Regions from separate parts of the Mus musculus genome. Here region 2 is linked to region 1. A link is a loop called in an ENCODE intact Hi-C map of the cell type or tissue named here. Cell type or tissue: left cerebral cortex. All regions are shown on one strand. Each heading gives the region's core, and the rest is flanking DNA. Links, peaks and the distances in the headings are about the cores only. Region 1 holds the start of Acsl3 (acyl-CoA synthetase long-chain family member 3). Region 2 has its middle 6.5 kb from the start of Gm39665.

Region 1 (10,916 bases), core at 2,011-10,010:
AATATAAAACGTGTTGAAATGTGACCTATCCATTTTAGCATCAACATGTGGTACTTCTCCAAGGACATGCATATCATCTGTTCAGTATCCATAGCTGAATTCAGTAGATATGTACTGAGATGACTGGATGTTGACGTTGTACCTACAGCGCCTTGGGTAGATTCTGGGGATTTGTAAAGGAAGGCAGCGTGATTCTGGCTCTCCAAAAGCTCCTTGTAGAACCAGGGAGAAATATAACAGAGCAGACTAGAAGAAACAAAGCTCCAGGCAGGAGCATCTGATATTTTGTTCTCTCTCCTTTTGCTAGTAGCATACTCTGAGTTTCTTGTAGCAAGTTGTACCATCTCTCCTAATGTATTTCTTCTGGATTTTAGGGGTATAAACTGCAGAACTCCATCCTAGGAGGCAAAATGGAGTGTTTCATCAGCCATGGATGGATAGAAAGACTGGGTAAGGGGAGACACATAACCCCACAAAACCAAATTAGATTTTGGAGAAGAGACTCATGTTCCAGTGGGATGGGAGGCAGGAAAGGCTTCTTGCCATCTGCTGTCATGGGAACCTGAGAGTGGAGCAAAAACCAGCACCAAGGAAGCTGGCTTGGTCAGTGATGACATCAGTCGTTCAGATGTCTCTTTTGTTTGTTTGTTTGTTTTTGATGCATTGCTATCAAGCTGACCTGGGACTCGTTATACAGCAAAGGACCTCCTGATCCCCCTGCCTCCTCCGTTACGATGCTGGAATCATATGACCTGCTGGCATCATGTGTGTCGCCACACCTGGCTTTTGATATCTTTATCAAGATGACTCTGAGGGTGGATATACTCCTGGGGCCTTTAATTTTATAAGCTAATAAACTCCAGTTGCTGTTGCAAGTGCAATTTGCATTTCTCTTCCCTTTAGCCTAAAGTGGCCTAACCCATAAATCAACAACCTGAGAAACAACATGGGAGAAGTCCTGTTTTGCATGAAGGTTTCATTTGGCTTGTTCAAGTTCATTGCCTTAAATGCTGAAATCTAGCGGAAACTTTAGATCACAGAAACTACGTTTCTTTTGTTTGTTTCTTTTTCTTTTTGCTTGTTTGTTTTTGTTTTGTTTTGCTTTTTGCAACAGGGTCTCACTCTGTAGCCTTGAACTAACAGAGATCCACTGGTCTAAAGCTCCATTGTAGTGCGATTAAACGTGTGCGTTTCTTGTTGCTTGTATGAACTTTGCAAGTTGGTAAAGATTCCTCAAAATACCCATGTGTATAGGTGACAAGAACTAGACCCCAGAATCCAGAAGGCACTCTAAAGTTTCAGGAACTTTTTTTTTCCTGCCATAAATGAGTCAGGTTTTATTAGGCTTTAATATAACCTGTATTTCCGGACCTGTGCATCTGAAATTGTTTCTATGCCCTCTTAGTTATCTTATTCATATTTCAGTGAGCACTGTCATTATGGTTAATGGTCTTGTTTTGTGACAGGGTCTCACACCTCGTCAAGCCTTGAGGCAGTCATTGGCCTTACTGCCTCAATTCTGGGATTATAGGTAGGTGTGAGCTACCACATCCAGGATATTTATTATCTTGCTTACTACTTGTATATTTTTCTGTGACAGGGTCTCTTGTATCCTAGGCTGCCCTGAAACTCACTTAGCATCCTTGATTTTGATATTTTTTCCCTGCATCTCCTGGATGCTGGGAGTACAAGTGTGATAACAACCACATTTGGTTTATTGGACCCAGCATTTTGTGTCTACAAGGCAAGCATTCTACTGAGTTACAACTTCAGCCATTGTTTCCTTACCCTTTTTTCTTCTTTCTTTCCTCCCCCTCCCTTTCCCCTCCCCTCCCCTTTTCCCTCCCTTCTACCTTTCCCCTTGCCTCTTTCCTTTTCCCTCCCCTTTCTCCTTCCCTCCCTTCCTCTCTTCCTTTTCTTTCTCATTTTCTTCCTCACCTTCCTAGTCTTCTTCCTCCTCTCCTCCTCCTCCTCCTCCTCCTCCTCCTCTTCTTTTTCTTCTTTCAAGACAGGGTTTCTCTGTGTAGCCCTGGCTGTCCTGGAGATTGCTCTGTACAGCAGGCTGTCCTGGAACTCACAGAGATCCACCTGCTTCTGCCTTGAGTTCTGGGATGAGGTTAAACATGGGGAGCACCACTCCTCGGGCGCCATCTGACTGAATAAGATAGAGAAAGCCAGCAGAACCAATGGGACTTATTTCTCTCTGCTTCCTGGCTTTATGTGCATACAGACCAACTGCTGCCACTCGGCCATCGATGAGTCCATACTTTGATCAACTATAATTATGTAATTAGAAAACTATGAAAAAGTTATTATCTATTGTCACAATTTTTAAATCAAAGGAAACAAACAAACAAACATACTGCTCTAAATGAAGGACATGAACTATTGCTAGACTAAGCATTTCCGAAGACAGCAGAGCAGAGACTCAATTGCTTGCCCGATAGATATTTTCGCCTTTGTGGCTAGGAACAAACCTTGATTTTTATTTGAGTTGGCATTGTGTGTTTATATTTCCCATTTTCCTTAAATGTGATGATATTCTAGTTAATGAGACTTAAGGTAAAGCTGGGGGAGAGAAGCCTCTAAGGGGGTTACTGGACAGTGGATCTCTATTGTAAGTTTCTGTTACCTCCCCCCACCCCACAGTGAAGATATACTGGTCCTCTCTCTCCAGTGCAGCTACTGTATAACTCTGAGTATGATATTGCTCACTGAGGATGAAAAACCAGGACGGAAGATATGTCTTAGGTTTCTTGTGATTCTCTGGTTCTGGTCATGAGTTATGAATCTGGGACTCCTTTTAGGTGTCCCCCCCCCCCCCCACAAGCCACTTTTAATTTTAAACTTAGTTACAGGCAGTCATAACATAGACATAAGTTTGCTGTATATTTATGACTTCTCTTCTTTAATCAAATATATCAAATGCAGTCTAGAAAAGATTATTTTTTGAGATAGAGTCTCTTGTAGATCAGGTTGGCCTATAACTTGCTGTGTAGTTGAAACTGACCTCAAACTTCTGATCTTCCTCCTTCTGCCTTCCAAGTGCTAGAATTACAGGTATTCACTGCCGTGACCACCTCAGAAGGTCTTTAATAAGAAACTCAACTATGGTGGGGCGTTAACTGTAACTGTCTGAATACTGGGCTCCTTACTTATATGAAATAGACTGTAGATTAAGAAGTTACAGAGGGGCTGGAGAGATGGCTCAGAGGGTAAAAGCACTGACTGCTCTTCCAAAGGTCCTGAGTTCAAATCTCAGTAACCACATGGTGGCTCACAACCATCTGTAATGAGGTCTGACACCCTCTTCTGGTGTGTCTGAAGACAGTGTACTTATGTATAATAATAAATAAATCTTTAAGAAAAAAAAAAAGAAGTTACAGAGAAGATAGGAACCATCCAGGTTGCTAAGGATTCACAGGATCTCCTACAACTCCAAGTTCATCACTGATAATAGTCAAAGCTGGAACTTGAAGGCAGGACTGCTTGCTATAGCACACAGCAGGACCTCCAACTAGGGAACTTACTTCACAGCCAAGAAATACAGCAGTAATGAAGAGCATGTTGTTTGCTAGCTGGCTCACATACTGGCTCAGCTAGCTTTCTTACTAAGGTTGGTGCTGCCCACAGTGGGTTGAGCCCTTGCCGAATCAGTTAACAACCAAACCTCCCCTCAGGTATGTCAGAGGTAGAGGCAGCTTCTCAGTTGAGATTGGTTGTGTTAAGACAGTTAAAGTTACCCAGAATGGTCTTGTAGGTGGAGCAAGCTGGCTTGACCTTGCAGTAGTCCTGCCTTGGAATCTGAAGTGCTGCAATTGTTTGCCTGTATTTGTTATTGCTCTGCCTTTTGAAGTCTCTTTATGTCAGACAATAGTGGTTTTCTTTTGTTTTTTGTTTTTTTTTTTTGTTTTTTTTTTTTTTGAAACAGGGTACATATAACCCTGGCTGTCCTGGAACTTGCTACGTAGACTAGGCTGTCTTTGAACTCAGAATCATCTGCCTGTCTCCCAAGCGTGGGCTTAAAGACTTGGGCTCTCATGCCAGGCTATAAGTGACATTTTAAAGTTGCTTCTTGTTGATTATTCTGCTCCTTGGAGTCAGAGCCTCCTTCATTCACACAGCATCATGTGCTATATTCATACCCACCCACCCACCGGAAATGAAACAAAAACATTCCTGTTAAAACTCTAAATATCAGCTGGTTCTGTTGTCTTATCGTAATGGGAAATGTAGTTTTTGTGATATAGTTACAGTCTCTTTCTATGCCCCTTCACAGGAAATAGACCATTACATGTTTATGTCAATTATAGACAATTCCCCTTACTGTTGCAGTAAGTTGGAAACACACCAAAAGGGCACAAGGGACTGCCTACTCCTGTTCATGATTTCATGTGGTTGACCCTTAATAGTCTCTGACTTGAAGTTTTACAAAAAAGAAGGGAAATGTAATCAAAATTCAATACCCCTCAAAACTCTGAACACATACTGAATCCTTTCTAAGAGAAAAGCAAATGTGCTTTGCCTTGCCTTGCCTTGCCTTTCCTTTCCTTTCCTTTCCTTTCCTTTCCTTTCCTTTCCTTTCCTTTCCTTTCCTTTCCTTTCCTTGTCTTGGTTGGTTATTCTGAGACAGAGTTTCACTCTGGAGTTTAAGCTGGCCTGCAACTCACTGCGTAACCCAAGCTAGGGCCAGTGTCACAGCAGCAGCCCTCCAGCCGCAACATCTCTAGTGCTGGGATCACTGTGCCCAGATGTGTTTTTGCTTTTTCTTTTTATTATATTTATTTTGTGCATGTGTACTTGTATCCCATGGTGAACTCAGGTCATCAAGCTTCGCACTAAGCACCTATAATCCTCTGAGTCACCTTGCCAGTCTCTCTCTCTCTCTCTCTCTCTCTCTCTCTCTCTCTCTCTCTCTCAACAAAACACCATCTTCTGCTTCTGGCAGGCCTAGACCTTACTAAATAGGCTAGGCATGCCTCAAATTTAGAGATCTATCTGCCTCTGCCTTCCAAGTACTAAGATTAAAGTTGTGAGTCATCACACCCTGTTGTTTCAAAACAACAACGACAATAAATAAACCTAGGTGAGGTTGGAAGATTGTCTGGAGTTTAAGGTTAGCCTGTGGGCTTAGTGTAAGCACGAGTTTCCAGGTGTAAACAAAGCCTAAAGAGGTGTATCACACCTGTAATCCTAGAATCACTGTGAATTCTAGGCCACCCTGATCTACATAGTAAAATCCAGGCCTGTCTGAGCTACATGAGATCTTGGCTCCCACTCTCCCACAAAGAACTAAACAACCATACAAAGAAGCCTAGTGAACAGAAGCACAATAATTTCTGTTTAACTAGTATTAAACAGCAGACAATATTCCAATTCAGTATTTGAATCTCAAGAGTATTTTCTGTTAAATGTAAATACATGCCCATAAAATATTGTTTAGCCTATAAAGAGATAACGAAGAAAGATGTCCCTGGAATTCTACACATGTGTTTTATGTTTGTTAACTGGGGAGGAAGGTTCACTATTAGTTTTGCTGTCTTGAAGTTGCTTAGTTTTTCTCAAGGTTTGCAGTTCTGAATGACCACTTCTGAGGTACACATCTTCATCCCTCTGTAGACTGGAAATTCTGCATTCCTTTTATTGGCAGGGTTTCCTTGGGAAATGTGAAATTCCTAGTAGGAGCAGGCTGCTTGAGTCAAACACTATCTGTTCTTTCAGGCAATTAGACTGGCTAGGGGCCCAAGGTGAGTGAGTGAGCTGGCTTTGTAGAGTGTATCATGGCTCCACCTAGCTCAAGTCCTGGCAGCCTCCTCGGAGTTTTTAAGATTGTCCTGGGAAGTGAGCCTCTTTCTGCCTTAGCTTGAGGCTAGCACAGCAACTCGACCTTTCACCTACTTAAAGAAAAGTTCACAGACCAACTAAATAATAGGTTAGGTTAAGAAAAAACAACTCTGCTACGAACAGTCTCTTTCTAATATTACACTCCAGTGGCTGATTTAGTCATTTGTGTTTTGCTGGGTGAATGTTTTGAGTGGGGGGAGGCAGTTGTAAAATAAATGCCTATATCCTGATGTAGTGTCCAAGAGGATCTATACAATGGCAAACTAAACAACACACACAGTCATAAAGATTCATAAAGCTTTTTTTTTTTTTTTTTTTCCGAGACAGGGTTTCTCTGTATATCCCTGGCTGTCCTGGAACTCACTTTGTAGACCAGGCTGGCCTCGAACTCAGAAATCCGCCTGCCTCTGCCTCCTGAGTGCTGGGATTAGAGGTGTGCGCCACCACGCCCGGCTGATAAAAGATTATTTTTGAGTAAAGTTTCATCCTTTGCAAACATGAAATGTGGGTATGCGAAGATTTACGAGTAAACGGGATACACGCTGCATTAAACGAAGCCCATGCAAGAGAAATAATACAGGGCATGCTTTGAGCTTTCCCCTTCACAAGCATTTTCAAACGTCATTTTTTTTTTTTTCTCTTTGCAAGATTTGCTAGAAATCCGTGTTCAAACTAGGATAACGAACCCAGTCCTGAGAAGAATGGGGAAAAAAAAAAACAAGCAGGTTATTTCTTCGTTTATATTGAGATTTATGCATCGCAGCAGTGAAGGCGGGTTTTGCAGTTCTCAGCGGGGGCACCCTGGACGCCTCAGGTCTTCCCGCCCTGCGCCCCCTGCCCAGCTCCCCTCTGCAGCTGCTGTAGCTGCGGGTCCGTCCCGCCGCTCCCCTCCCCAAGGGCTCAATCCCCGCCCTGCGAGGGCCCCAGTCGGGTCCAGCCGTCGGCGGCTCCGCAGAATGACCCATAGTAACCTCGCCCCGCCCCTGCCGCCAGCACCGCGCTCCCCAGGCCGGCATTTGATAGGCCGAGCCCCGCACGCGCCACCGCCCGCGGGCCAATGGGCGGCGGTCTCTTTGCATATGCAACGAGCGCCAGCCCGGGGTGCGCGTCCAGGACTGCGGCTCAACAGACGCTGCTCAGCCGGCGCCCGGGAAACGTCGCTGCGGTTGTGGCCGCGGTCGCGGGCTCGGACGAGGAGGCGGCGGCAGAGCGGGAGGCTGAGCCGGCAGCAGGCGGTCGTCCCCGTCTCGCAGGGCGGCCCCAGCAGCTGCGTCAGGGTCCTGAGGAGGTGGCGCTGGGCAGGAGCCGCTCTGAGGAGCAGCCAGGCCTGCGTGGGTCGGAGCCCGCGGTGAGTGCGCGCAGCGCCCGTTGTGAGGCGATGAGGGTCGCGGGATGGCGGCCAGGCCTCCCTCCTCCCACTCGGCGAGCGTGCATGCCGCTCGCCGGTGCCTGAGGGGACTCCTGGGCCGCGGGGTGCTGGGCCGTGGCGAGGGTCGGGGAAACGGGGGTTGGTGGAGGGTGAGTGGCGAGTAGGGCGTCCTCGCGGATTCGGGGAAACCGCCGGCGTGGAGCTGCGGGCGCGGGAGGAAGGATGCACCGCGGCCTCCTCCGCGGGCGCGGGCACGTGGGTGGGGTCGTCCCGCTCCACGCGGCCGCGCGGCGTCCGTGGGAGGTACCAGCGCCCAGAGGGTCCCTGAAAACTGCGGGTGTGGGACAGGAAATGCGGGTGCGGGCGGTGGGAATGGCGTGGGGAACCTCTGGTGTCTCCTCCTAAGTGCGTTTTAGTCTCGGACGAGTCAGTCATGAGATGCATACATAGGCAGCCCCGGGGGTCACTTGTGATCCCCGTGATGGGATTTCACAGATGAAGATCCAACTGTATGGTCCGTTCTGGTTCTAGAACAGGTATTCCGATCACTTGTACATAGAGCCCCTCAACTTAGAAAGGGCAGGACAGTTTTTGGGAATCCAGTGGAAACTAGAGAGGGGGGATTGATAACTGCCTAGAATGACAGAGCTGGCATTTACTGAGCTTTTTTTAAAGGCCACACACCAAGAACTTTGTGCATGGCTATGTTTACATTGTTAGTCCACCGGGACGGTCGCACATTCTCAGTTTTACAGCGAGAGAGCCTGCACTGTGGACACGTTAACTTAGCCCAGATCTGAGCTACTAGGAGAAGCTTGAGCCCCAGGAGGGCCTGTCTGAATCTAGAACAAATCTCTGATGGCTTTAGTAGCAACAGCCCTCTGTTGGTGTTTGAATGGTTTCCGTGGCTTTGGGTTTCTAGGTTCTTTTGGGTCTTAGGGGTTCTGCAGAGCTGTAGTTTGGTGTTTTTGTTTTTCCTGTTTGTTTTAGGCTGTTTTGTATGCGCACTTTGGCTCTGAGTGTTGTTGAAGGGTGCTGCTGAGTTGCCCCTAGAAGTGCATGCAAAGCTTATTACAGAGAGGGAAGTGTTGGGACTTGAGAGTGCGTTTTCTGGTGTCTCCCTGAGCACCCCTCACATGTAGAGTTGAAGGCTGATTGTATTTTCTAACTTAGGCTCTGATTCTTCTGTCATAAAGTGCCTTGACTCCAGTGTGGCCACAGGAGAGGGTCACCTGGTATCTTTGGAGTCCAGTTACTGGATTTGTAGGACATTTGGGCCGAGTGACTGGTACCCTGTGAGTCCCAAGATGTCCTCCTTGGAGAAAGCAAAGAAAGAAGGACACACTGAAGGACACTGTGTGTGGGAATAACACTAGCGCCTTCCTGATTCAGTTAATTGTTCACGGAGAGCCTTCTCATTGAGTCATGTCAGGCATCTTAGCAGGTGCTGGGAGATATAACAGGGATAGGTTGATCTGTCCCTGTGCCCTCAGGCTGGGATTAGACTACATGCCAAGGATTTTGTAGATAAATGGGTGATTGCAACCTATGTTACATGCAATAAAGGTGAAGTATTGGATGATTGAAGATTCTAACAAGCATTATGATTTACATGGAAATCCAGGGAGCTGCTTTTTAAGAACGGATTATGTGAGATTTTTTTCCTAGATGTCCAATTTGTGCTCTGAGGCTGAAATTAAATGTACATAGGACAAGCGCTTCAGAGCTTTTTGAGCAACTATAATAATATATTTTTTTATTTTAATATATTTCCCACCAGATTGTTATCTCAGTTCAAATTGTGGAGTATCTGAATGAGATAGGTAGGGAGTATTCCCAGGCCCGCCTTTAGAGTGCTTAAAGCTCAGAAGCAGCAATCTTTTATATGGATGTGGATTTGAAGGTGTGATTTAGACGTCCCCACCTCACAACACCCACCTCACCCCACTTACCCCTCAGTGATAGGCTTTTCTGATTTACAGTAAGCATCATAATTTTTTAAAGTATTCATTGTAGCTTATATTTTACTCAGTAACTTAACATAAAAATTTCAGCTCTAAGCTGGGTTTGGTGGCTCACCTTTTATCCCAGCACCTAGGAGGCAGAGGCAGGTAGGTTTGAGGCCAGCCTGTTTTATGTAATTCCAGGACGTAATTAGACCCTGCCTCAAAAAAACCAAAAACTAAATAAACATCTTTCAGTTCTTAGGAAGCAAGAAAACCATGCATGAATTGGGATATAGATATCTATTCAAACACTTCAAAAGGTAATATAACTAATTGTAATACTTTTATTGGATACCAGCTGTATGCAAGTATTGTCCTTTGTGTATACTGTTTAGAATAAGTGCAAAGATGTGCTTAAAAGTCCCTGCTCTGAAAATTTCATATCAATACTGATTTTTTTCATAGCACTGTCATATGTTATACTAGCTGAGCCTTTGAAGAGGTTAGTATGATGAGCAGAAATTCACGAAAGTGGAGATGTTAGGCAGAAAGCTGTTATGGCATGGTGATAGGTAGTATGAGCTGAGAGGTGAAGGTTCTGTTTCAGATCCAGGCAACTGGAGGGCTTGTATGCACTTTCATTCTCCGAACTGAGGCTCATTGTGAAAGAAGTAGATATTGGATGTGGGAGAACATGTTTCTAGGTTTAGAAGTGGTCCATGGCCTTGGGCTTCTCTTTAGGGTGCTGGTTTGGTTTGGTGTTCAGAAGTAGAATGCCATTTTGGGGCCTTCTCTTGTTCTGGTGAGAGTGTCTAAAACAATGTGCATGTCAGGCTGCCTGTGGAGGAGTAAGAGCAGAAAGAGGCCCTGTTAGTACTGAGTAGAAGAGGCAGAGTTTGCAAAGGAGATAGAAACGAGTGGCATGTTATTAGTTACCTCAGTGTTATTGTGACAAATGCCTGATCAAAGAAGGCAGGAAAAGATTTTTGGTTCATAGTTTCCAAGATGTCATTCGGTTTTAGTGGGGAAGGGTTTGTTGAAAGAACATTTCATATCCAGGTGGCCAGGGAGTACAGAAAGGAGAATATAGGCAGGTTCTGGGGCAAGATAAAACCCTAAGAATACCCCACTGGTGACTGACTTCCTCCAAAGACTCCACCTCCCTGTAATGCAGTGCTTGTGTGTCTCTCAAGGAGTTGGTGCATGGATTTAGGCTAGCTCCCTGCTTTGTCTCTGGAAATGCGTTTACAGCCCCTTTCCTCTAACCAGGGCTATGCTTAACTAATCTGCTAGGCATTTATTAATCCAGGCAAGTTGACAATCAGGAGTAACCATCAAAGGACACTGTGGAGATAGTTGGAAGTAGTCACTGTAGGGAAGGCAGTCAGTCAGTACCTTGGAGTGAGTGCTCCTGTGAGAACTCTTTGACCTTGCCGCTATGGTAGGATGGGTCAAGCCAGAGGTTTTTTTAATTGTAGTTTTGAGGCAGAATCTGTGTAGTTGCGGCTCTTCTCCAGACCGCTCTTGCTCCCCTCTCAGAGATCCTCCTGCCTTTGCCCAAGGATCCACCATGCCCACTGTTGACAAGGTTTTTGTTTTTGTTTTTGTTTTTTTTAAGGCAAGTCTTCTCTCTGTAGCCCTGGTTGTCCTGTAGCTTACTATATAGACCATTCTGGCCTCAAACTTGGAGATCCACCTGCATCAGTCTCCCAAGCGCTGTGGGAGTAAAGGCTTGTACCCACCCCCCCCCACCCCCC
Region 2 (10,916 bases), core at 1,324-9,323, 62 kb before region 1:
AAAAAAGAGCCAGGCATGGTGATGTATACCTTTAAATCTCAGTACTTGGGAGGCAAAGAAGAGAGAAACTCTTCTAGCCAGAGCATTGTAGACATCCTGCCTCAAAGTACATACTGTACTGGCTGGTTTTGTGTGTCAACTTGACATAAGCTGGAGTTATTACAGAGAAAGGAGCCTCCCTTGAGGAAATGCCTCCATGAGATCCAACAGTAAGGTATCTTCTCAATTAGTGATCAAGGGTGGGAGGGCCCATTATGGGCCCATCCCTGGGCTGGTGGTCCTGGGTTCTATAAGGAAACAAGCTGAGTAAGCCAGGGGAAGCAAGCTAGTAACATCCTTCCATGGCCTCTGTATTAGCTCCAGCTTCCTGACCTGCTTGGGTTCCAGTCCTGAATTCCTCTGGTGATGAATAACAATGTGGAAGTGTACGCTGAATAAAGCAAGTTTCCTCCCCAACTTGCTTCTTGGTCGTGATGTTTAAGATTTATTTATTTATTTTATATATGTAAGCACACTGCCTCTCTCTTCAGACGGACCAGAAGAGGGCATTGGATTCCATTACAGATGGTTGTGAGCCACCATGTGGTTGCTGGGAATTGAACTCAGAACCTATGGAAGAGCAGTCAGTGCTTTTAGCCACTGAGTCATCTCTCCAGCCCAGTCATGATGTTTGTGCAGGAATAGAAACCCTGATTAAGACACATACATACATAATACATATATATTTACATACATCTATACATACATACTTACATACATACATGTTTTATGTGTGTGTGTGCATGTATCCAATAAATTTCTGCAGTGAAGTACCTATATCAGGTATGTAAGTAGAGAATGATAAAGATGTGGAAAAGATTTATTGCCTCTAGAAGCCAGTTCACCTGTATCAGATGCATAAAATGCAAACTCATCTAAGAAGTCAAAATCCTCCCAGAACAATGTCAATCAGCATCTGGCTTCTCTGGCTTTGCTTCATACCTGTTGACCAGAGTGTTATCTGGGGCACTGAAGTCTAATAGGCACATCATGCAACAAATATCCAGGAGTAAATCAAAAGGGGAGAATACTGGACATCACATCACACGGGCCCCCCTGGGGGGTGCTTCCTATGTTTGAGAGAAGAGTCATAGGAGCCGTGGTGGGTATCTTCAAATATTTGTACATCTCTTAGCAAGAAGTAAACAAGTTCATGTGCAAAGTTGCCACATGGCACAGTCGGTAGCCACAGGGACCAGTCGAAGTGGGACTGAATCTGGGTCCAAACAAAAACATCTTTCTAGAGCTGCCAGACATGGAACAAGCTGTTCCTCTGCCCTGAAGAGTTTTGAGCTAGTATGAATGCCCCTGACTGAAGAAATCTGGCTGTCCCTGGCAATGGCCTACTTACTATTCATCCCCTTCTTTCTGTCTTTCCACACCTCCGGTTTACTCAGTGGTGAACAGATGACCCAGTGAGAACCTCAGATCCCGGGGAAGTTCTCTGCTGGGCCAATTGGGTGAGTACTGTTTTTCGACAGCAGAGACTAAAGGAATAAGAGGCTACTGTCCCCTTTATTTTGCCAAAAATGAAGATGTGATGCTAAGGGGTGAAGAAGACATCTTCACAGAGGGAGGGAAAAGCAAAGAGAGACCATGCTGACATCACCGAGTGGTGGCTTCACACAACCAGCAGCCTCTTCCCTCACACTCCTTCCTGTGGCAGAAAACCAGAGCCCAATTTGTTTGTGTCACCGCACTAGGATATTCTGTTATCTCAAAACAAACACATTTATCATTAGTCAAGGGAAGTAGAATACAAAGTAAAGCCTCAACTCCTGAGATATTTTAACTCATAATCCAAGTTAATATATTTAAAACTCCCTATACAGAATCACCAAGTGTTCTTTGAAGCTCCTGCTTTGTAGATGGCAGTGAACTAAGAATACTAATCCCTCCCTCGCAGATGTGCACTGCCGACGCCTCTTACCTTTTGCTGACAGTTCAAGAGGAATCCAGAAAGCCACAGTGATGTCAGTGTGAGGAGAGCTGACTGTGATCGGGGATGGGGTTTCTCAGTTGGGTTTTCAGTACTACGCATGGTACCTTGGGTTAGTCAGAGTTTTACCCTTTGAACTACAAGCTCCAGCCCAAGAGTGAGTTTCACATTGCACTTTTTATAATTATGCAAGCGCTACTTCCCATCCATATCTCTTTCATGGGGCTGTGAAGACAGTGCTGGGAGATTTCATTTAAGCCAGCATTCCACCTTCCTCCGTGACCACCACCAGGGAGGGAGCAATCATGCCACATGAAGGCTACCGAGGAGCTTGTTCTGGGGAAACAGAGTGGGTTCCCAAGCCAGAAGGAGCTCTGTGGCCACTGCTCTGAGACTCAGCCCCAGTGATTTGGCTGCAGGAGCGCACCACCATCACCACACACTCATCAGATGCCTTGCTTTTGTATAGCTTTGTCAGCACATGATACTGCAATGACAGGCCAGAAACCCTCAGGCAAAGCCCCAGGTTTGCAGAACCATCTGTGTGTTGAGGTAATTTCCAACCCCAATAAGCCTGTATGAAAACCACACAATCTAGTTGTTACATGTATAAGCTATGTGCCTGGACTGGGCAGATGTAGTGCTATACTAACTATTTCCCCAATTATAAGACTCTTTGCTACTTGTGGTTTCTCCTGGCCACACGATTCTGCTCCATCATGGCTTCCTACCTCCTCCTCCTCCTCCTGCCGTCCTCCTCCCTCACTCTCCCAAACCTCTCGTCCCACCTTTCCCTTCCACTGCCCGATCACAGGCTTTAGCTTTTATTGACCAGTTAGAATGGGGAGAAGGTTCACTTGAGATTACCTGATCCACTGCTCATCGGAGGCAACTCCTCTTGAGGAAGCAGAATTATCATCAGAATACAAACAGCATTACAGCAACCCACAACATCTGTGTAAGACTACCGCAAAGCTACCTTCAAAAGAGGAAAGTACCCAGTGCTGATATCAGAGAGCTGCCGAGGCCAGTTGAGGAGCCAGGAGGGAGCTAAGTCCAGAAGAGAACAAGATGAGGTGCCTCAGTAGCATTCAAGTACAATGCCACTGTGATGGTCCATCTTGATTGTCAACTTGATGGGACTTAGAATTTCCATAGAAACAAATCTTGAGCCATGTCCATGAGAGATTATCTCCATTAGGTTATTGAGGTGGGAAGACCGATTCTTAATGTAGATGGTACCATCCGGTGGACTGGGTCTTGTACCAAATAAAGAGGAGGAAGCCAGCTGAGCACAAGCATCCGTACCTCTCGCTGCCAGGATGGACCATATCCCTAGGAACTGTAAGCTAAAATAAAACCTTTACATTGCTTTAATCATGTTTTTTTGTTTGTTTTTCATTTTTGGTTGGTTGGTTTTTTTGTTTGTTTGTTTGTTTTGTTTTGTTTTTTTGAAACAGGGTTTCTCTGTGTAGCCCTGACTGTCCTGGAACTCACTCTGTAGACCAGGCTGGCCTTAAACTCAGAAATCCACCTGCCTCTGTCTCCCAAGTGTTGGGATTAAAGGCGTGGCACTACCATTGCCCAGCTGAGAGAATGTCTTAAAAGAGGTAACTGAGTTAAAATGCAGTGTGTAGGATGGGTTTCTACACATTCTGACAGTACCCTTATAAGAAGAAATTCAGACCCACAGAGACGTTTGGGATGTATCTGCAGAGGAAAGATCATGTAAGGACACGTTGGGAAGGCAGCCAACTGTAAATTAAGGTGGCAGGCCTCAGCAGAAACCAAACATGCCCAAATCTTGATATTGGACTTCTATTTCCAACACTGAAAGAAATAAACAGCCATTGTATGAGTATCATTCTATGTATGGGTCTTTGTCAAAATAGCTGTGTAGACTGTACTGTCCCCAGCTTCTCCAACTCTGGCCTTGGCAGAAGGAGAAACAAACCATGTAGAAAGCAAGCAAGCAAACAAGCAAGCATACAAGCAAGCAAGCAAGCAAGCAAACAAACAAACAAACAAACAAACAAAAAGCTGTCTTTTCTTGAACATGTTCAGATAATTTACAAAATATATTTTATAATAAAAAAGTAGCTTTAGAGGTTGGATATGGTGGTACACGCATGTAATCCCAACACTCAGGAGATAGAGACAAGAGGGTATGAATCTCCCAGACCAGCCTGGGCGATACGAAACTCTGTTAAAAACAAACAAACAAACAAACAAACAAAATCACAACAGCCTCCCCACCCCCACCCCCACGAACAACAACAAACAAGCAGACACCCAATAATCACTTAAATAAATAAAAACAAAACGGAAGCATCTGCCATTAGTGTCAGAGCCCGGCTGCTACCACCGACTCTTGAGTGTGTTTGTTCCCATGTTCCGGTCCACGGGTTTATTTTATGTGTTAGATTAAAAAGCAGAGATGTAGAACTTTCTCATGCATTTTTCTTAACAGGAACATTCTTTGGACAGAAATGGTCAAACACATCGGTTCCTTGATTAGGGCCACCCTTTGTCTTTGTTCAGGCTGGGGCCTTTCTCCTCATTAGTGTCTTAGCCAGCTGCCTCATTCAAGTTGAGCTGCAAAGAACAAACCCCCTGCCTTTGCCAGGAACATGCGGCCTGGCCTCTGTGTGCCCCTCACTGGGCCATTTCTATTTGGCACCAGAGGAAAAGCTTCCCCAAGTCCTCAGCAATCTCAGCAATTAGGCACAATCTCCTAATGCTCACAGCTTCCTTTCTGACTCACTTAATCCATCTCAGGCGGCTCCTGACAAACGTTAAGCTTAAGGCCAAACTGTGTTTTGATGCCTGAAGAATTTCTGAGGAGGGACTCATGAAGCTTTCTACACACAGTCAAAGATGGATGAGGGATGGAGACATTTTCTTCAGCGGTGTAGCCACTGGTGGAGTGCCATAGTTCTTGTAGGCAAACTCTTGTCCATGTTTATCTAAGCGGTCCTAATGAAACTCATCACTTGCACTCACAGCCACATACACACACACACACACACACACACGCACGCACGCACGCACGCACGCACGCACACAAGGGCTAACTAGGAGGCCAGGGTCAGCAAGAGTGAGTGGCGCATGAAAGGGTAAGAGAGGTAACAGCTCATACATTACGTACATGTATGAAAATGTCAGAATGAAAGCCATTGTGCTATATAAATTAATAAATGCTAAAAAAGAGTTTTGAAGCCCTTGCTCCTTCTCCACAGAACAAGGTTCCCCTCTCTCCAGAGGGACCTTAGCTTTCACTGAGGGGGTTTTCTGGTTGGTCACAGTCACTCCTCAGCCTCAGCCTGGAGCTGTAGATCGAGGCTATCCTGGTGCAGCTCAGAGCTCCCTGGAGACAGGCAAACACTGGAAAGGAATGAACTCTGGCACAGAATGTGTCAAGACAGTGAAGATGGTGAAGGGTCCCCAGGCTGGGGTGAGTTTTTTTTTTGTTTGTTTGTTTTTTGTTTTTTTTTTTTCTTTTTTGGAGTGGCAGGAAAACAGGTCATCTGAGGCTCATCCAGGCAGCTGCTCCCCTCTTTCTAAACTTATCCCTCTTCCTAAAAGATACCCAGATTTGAACCTATGGTAGAAACTGCTGTGTCACTTGTTTTTCTTTTTTAAATACTCTTAATCTTTATTTCCAAAATTAACTCCTCCTCCTCCTTCTTCAGTAAGATGGTATTTCTGGACCCGGCTGGGAGTCAAGCTCATACCAATAAGAAATAACCAGAAAGTAGGATTTCTTTCTGGTACAGTGTATAGTTGGGTTTTTTAAAACCATAAAGTAGTTGAATTATTGAAAACTAATCCTATCCTCTCTCCAACTCCTCCTAAAGACAGGAACTATGACAAGTTGGTGTGTATTTTTAGATGGCTTTTATACAAGTGTTTCCTGACATGTCAGTTTGAGTCTCACAAAAATGACAACATTTGTAATTTCGAGAAAGTGAGACCTGCTGTTCCTCGGGGGAAGGGAAGATCATGTGGCTCATATAAACGCCATGAAGCTCCTAGGCTAAGATTCACATAACTTCCACTACAGATAGACTCTCTGGGTCTGTAGCCACAGGTCTGAAGACAGCTCACTCTTGCCTGTGTTAGGCCCAGATCTAAACTGCGGGGCACAAGTTGGTTGTTCTGGGGGCTCCGTCTCTATGCTCTGTCACCTCAGCTAAGGAAGCACTGTAGACTATGTGGCATGATTTTTTTTTTAAATGACATTTATCTGTTAATTTTGCTCCTGTGGTTGTATGTGCCTGAGAACCGGGCATGCCGTGCAGGAATGTGGAGGTCAGATGACAGCTGGGAGGACTTGCTCTTTCTTTCCATCATATAGGTCCCAGGGATCAAATTCAGGTCATCAGTCCCATTGCCTGTCTTTTCGAGCTGAACTACCGTGACAGTGCTGGACTTGCTGACTTAACCAGCAGATTTCTTTCCTCCTCAGCCTAGATTTTAGAGAAGTCTAAGATTAGGATGACTCTCCACTGCTGGCTTACACACGTCCACCTTCTCCTGTGTCCTCACATAACCACGGCCTCCACCAGATTAGGAACCAAGGAAGGAATTACCCGATAGCGCTTTTCTTCTTGTCTGTTTTCGGTCGTGGTTTATTTCATCATTTGGTTTTCGAGACAAGTTAGCCAAGGTTGACCTCAAATTTCAATTGATCCTCTTGCCTCTGCTTCCTGAGCGCTGGTTATTTCCTTCCTTGTCTCTGGGACAGGGTTTTGCTATGGGCCCAGGCTGGTTTGGAAGTCATGATCCGCCAGATGTAACCAGCATGGTAGGAATGAAGATATTCTAAAGAGACCTTTGTATCAGGGCTGGCGAGGTGGCTCAGTGGTTAAGAGCCCTTGCTGTTCTTGCAGAGGTCCTGGGTTTGGTTCTCAGCCCACATGGATCAGTTTTTAATCGTTTTGTTGTTGTTGTTTCTCTAGTTCTGGGGATCTGATGTCTCTTGATTTCCTGCACTGACTGTCAGACGGTTGAAACAGTGGACTGACTTCCTGAAATGAGAATTCCCCAGGAATCTCATGCTAGCTCTTGCCAGGAGAAGGAAAGGGCACCAGCCAGAGGGGAAACTTGCCCCCTTTCCCAAAAGATATCAAACAGTTCTAACAAGCACCTTACAGATTAGACTAAAAGCCAGATAGTAATTGAGTTGGAGGTAGGCAAACCCTCACACCTTGCCAGGGTGACAGGATTCCAGGTCTGTGTTACCATGTCTGACTTCATGTCTCTCCTTCTATAGTTGTTATTTCATAATTTCATACATACATGTGTATATATCAACTTCCATCATTTTCCTTATTATCTTCTCTTATCATCTTCATATTGCCAGCTAGGAGTCTGGATCCAGTTTGTTCTTCTCTTCTGATCAAAGAATTAAAATGCAGGGGCAGGGTGTTTTGATCCCAACAGGTAGCTGCAGGCAAAAATCTGAAACTTAACAGGAAGAGATGAAAGATACTTTTATTCAAAGTGAAGAAAAAGGGGGGGAGGAGCACAGAGACAACACGACAAAGAAAGAAAAAGAAACAGAGAGACACTGAGAGAGATGGAGAGGAAAAACTTGCAAGACGCACTAAACAGCAGAAGGGGGACATAAGAAGCAGAAGCTCTTCTGGGGAGTTGGGTGGGTCCTTTGAAGGGTTGCTGGTGGGTTGGAGTGGGGTCCCCTTTCCCTAACTTAGAATTAGCTGCTTTAGATGAGGAAAGGGAAGCTGATAGGAGCACAACTTTGGGTACACACATCCATGCCAGGCCTCGGGAGCATACCTGACCAGTCTGGACCAGTTAGCTATCAGGGAGGAGTGGGGATCTATTGGTGGTAGAAAACACCTGCCAGACCTTTGTCTCAAGTTAGGAAGAATCCAGAGGTTTGCTATCTTCATTATCCATCTGTAGATTTCCTTATATGTCTGCTGTTCAGGGATCTAACCAGTAAGCCATATTGATACTGATTTTAATAAAATGGTGAAATTCCTCATCCCTCTGTCTCTCCCTCCCTCCCTCCCTCCTATCACATACCACTTCTTATTCTCAGCACAGCACATCCTCCTGTACCAGCATGGGGGGTATTTGTTTGTTTAATGTGGCTGCTGCATTATTAGGGTTGCCTGCAGGAGCACCTATGGAAGGTTAGTTACTTGAGCAAGGGAAACATATCAGTGCTCAGGGGCTATACCACTGAAGAGTATGTCCTTCACTCTTCCCCCAATAACCTCTAACTGCCAATAGCTCCTCAGGGAAAGGTGCTGGTCCCTGTCCTTCACAGGTCTCCTGCGGGTGGCCACTGCATCTTTGGTTTCACCAATGCCCCAGTCATGTTATATCTATCCAGAAGACAGCACTTCTTCCCTTTCTCTGGCTCTTATGTTATTTGGTTCGATTCTTCGGCCGTATTGTCTGAGCCTTGGAGGAGGTGATGGAGATGTCTGGCTCAGACTTGAGCACTCTAGATAAATAAATAAATAAATAAATAAATAAATAAATAAATAAATAAATAAAAATATCACTTCTTCTCAACAAGTTGACCACTTAAGAGTCTCTGCGTTAGCCGTCACCCATTGCATAGGGATGCTTCTCTGACCCGAGCAGAGAGCTGCACTAGCCTATGGGAATAAGCATAAGTATTTAGAAAGCCATTTCCAGTGATTCCTTCATTCAATAAGGACACCGCTCTCTGATTAGACCTATGACCTCATTTCATCCCCAATACCCCCTGAAATAATAGTCAAACCTGTCACCAGGGATTCGTCAGATAGTTGTATGCATGATGGTCTGCATTTTTAAAAAAATACTACTACTTTTTTAAAAATAGTAATAAAAGCAGCTATTGGTTTAAGTGCCTACTGTGTGTTAGACAGTGCACATGGCACTTTTTTTGTGCGATGTTCCTTTCTGTAGTTTGTTTTTCTAAGGCGAGGCTGTGTAGTACAGGCTAGACTTGAACTCATTATGTAGCCCAGGGCAGCCTCAAACTCTCAGAAATCTACTCCCACCGAGCACTAGAGGGACCTGCATGAAGCATCACGTTCATGTGTAGTTTGATAAAACTCCCTGAGACGACTGTTATTACTCCCAGGATGATACGACACAAAACCAAATTTGTTTCTCCACATTGAGTGAATCCTGGCTAGAAACAAGCACACTGACTGCTGTAGTGCCTGCTGGCTGACAAAGGGCAAAGAGGGGGAACTAGGACAGAGCAAGACCCACACAGCTAGCCAATGCAGGACCAGAGAGAAGAAAACACGCCTTTGACTCTGATGCACTGATGTTCGGGTACACTGATGTTCTTTGCCAGGGCCTGTCTACGGGAGGTCCCTGTATTTTTCTCTGCCTCAGTGACTCTTTTTAAAATATTTTCCCCTATAATTACAGTGCCTGTCCTGAGAGATGCTGGCTGGGTATCAAGGTCAGTCTAAGCTCAGACTCCTCCTAGAGCTGACGCAGACCCAGGCATGGCATCGTTGTCCATGCAGGCTTGCATCCAACACTGTCTTTCAGGGATTCTGTGTCCAGGTTCTTACACCTGAGGCTCTAGGGTTCTTTGTGTTTGAACTTGACCTCTGTGGTTCTCGCTGCTCCCTCTTCGTGCTTCTGATTGTACACAGTCCTTTGTTGCTTTTTATCTGATCCTATCTTGAAGCTCAAGTTTCAGCCCCATTTTTTATCACAAAGCACTAAAACAATAAATATAGTTTTTTCTGGGCGCTCTCCTTTCAGGTCAGCAAGCTCACCCCTTTCCCAAGCTGCTAAAACTTTCTTTCATTTTTGTTGTTGTTGTTGTTGTTGTTGTTCTCTTCCCCAGGAAACTTTCTTCTTCTTCTCAGCACATCTCGTACTTTCTTGCATGTGTTCTTCTTTTCTTCTTCTCCATTTTTCCTCCTGCCTCTGATGGACAGCTGTGTGCACACACACTGGGTAACATCATTTTTCTCCTGTAGGGTTTTGCAGCACCCTTGTCTCCTGGGCTGTCAGGAGCAAGCTGCATCCCTAGCCATAGGGAAGGAGAATCCCTGTGGTTAGTGAATTTGCTTTCATATTCAAACTCTAGCTACACCCATCCTCCTCTGCTTCACACATCTCTATGTGCATGTCAATGTACATGTCTGTAGTAGTCTTTGGTCCTGTCCTTTTATACGAATTCTTCCTGGAACAAATATCTTAACTCAAGTGGAATTTTGTTCTGAACATAAAACCAAAGGCTACTTACAACTCTGACAAAAAAAAAAAAAAAAAAAAAAAAAAGACATTTTTGTTTTGTTTTTTGAGACAGGGTTTCTCTATGTCCTAGAACTTACTCTGTAGACCACGCTAGCCTTGAACTCACAGAGATTCTCCTTTTCTACCTCCCAGGTGCTGGAATTAAAGGTATGTGTCACCACTGCTGGACACAAAAACACCTTTTTAATTGTCCCCTTCCCTTTAAAACAGATTCTCAATATAGCCTGGACTCACTGGCCTTGAACACAGTTTAGTTTAAGCTGGTCTTAAACTTGTCTCCCAAATGCTAGGATGACAGGCTTGAAAACCATACTTGGTCTTTGATATACACTAAAGTGTATGTGCGTGTGTGTGTGTGTGTGTGTGTGTGTGTGTGTCTGTGTGTGTCTGTGTGTGTGTCTGTGTGTGTCTGTGTGTGTGTGTGTGTCTGTGTATGTCCTAGGTTCTGCATAACAGATATATTCCCGGTAGTCCTTGACAGTATGATAATACATTGTCTCAGACCAGTGACCAGAAAGCCTTGCCCTTCCTGAACAAAGTCCTTCTTGGCCTCTAAGTACCTCAGTGGAGAAGTGAGGACTTTTTTTTTTTTTTTTTTTGAGACAGAATCTCACTGAGCAGCACTGGCTGTCCTGGAACTCACCATGTAGACCAAGTTAGCCTTGGAACTTGTAGAGATCAC

What was found. Hi-C counts contacts between places; a loop is a spot of excess contacts. Peaks named below come from ENCODE experiments on the same cell type or tissue, not always from the same donor. Only the 100,000 strongest peaks of a DNase experiment are listed, where the experiment ranks them.
Region 2: a loop joins it to region 1, with 3 times the contacts of the local background. A loop is called at or near these places in 5 of 42 quality-filtered maps.

What each region holds. Positions count from the first base shown.
Region 1 is chr1:78,650,912-78,661,827 of GRCm38, forward strand. It overlaps Acsl3 (acyl-CoA synthetase long-chain family member 3), which reads left to right and starts at 6,914. Exons shown (of 15, transcript NM_001033606.2): 1 at 6,914-7,192. Utp14b (UTP14B small subunit processome component) reads left to right here and starts at 6,914. Exons shown (of 3, transcript NM_001001981.3): 1 at 6,914-7,192. In left cerebral cortex, for the core only: no CTCF peak of the experiment used is centred there; DNase peaks (open chromatin) are centred at 6,893 and 7,956; H3K4me3 peaks cover 3,707 bases; H3K27ac peaks cover 3,228 bases.
Region 2 is chr1:78,589,413-78,600,328 of GRCm38, forward strand. It overlaps a transcript of Mogat1 not described here. Among named protein-coding and RNA genes, the nearest start is that of Gm39665, 6.5 kb to the left of the region's middle. In left cerebral cortex, for the core only: no CTCF peak of the experiment used is centred there; DNase peaks (open chromatin) are centred at 1,344, 4,601, 5,641 and 5,929; H3K27ac peaks cover 1,442 bases.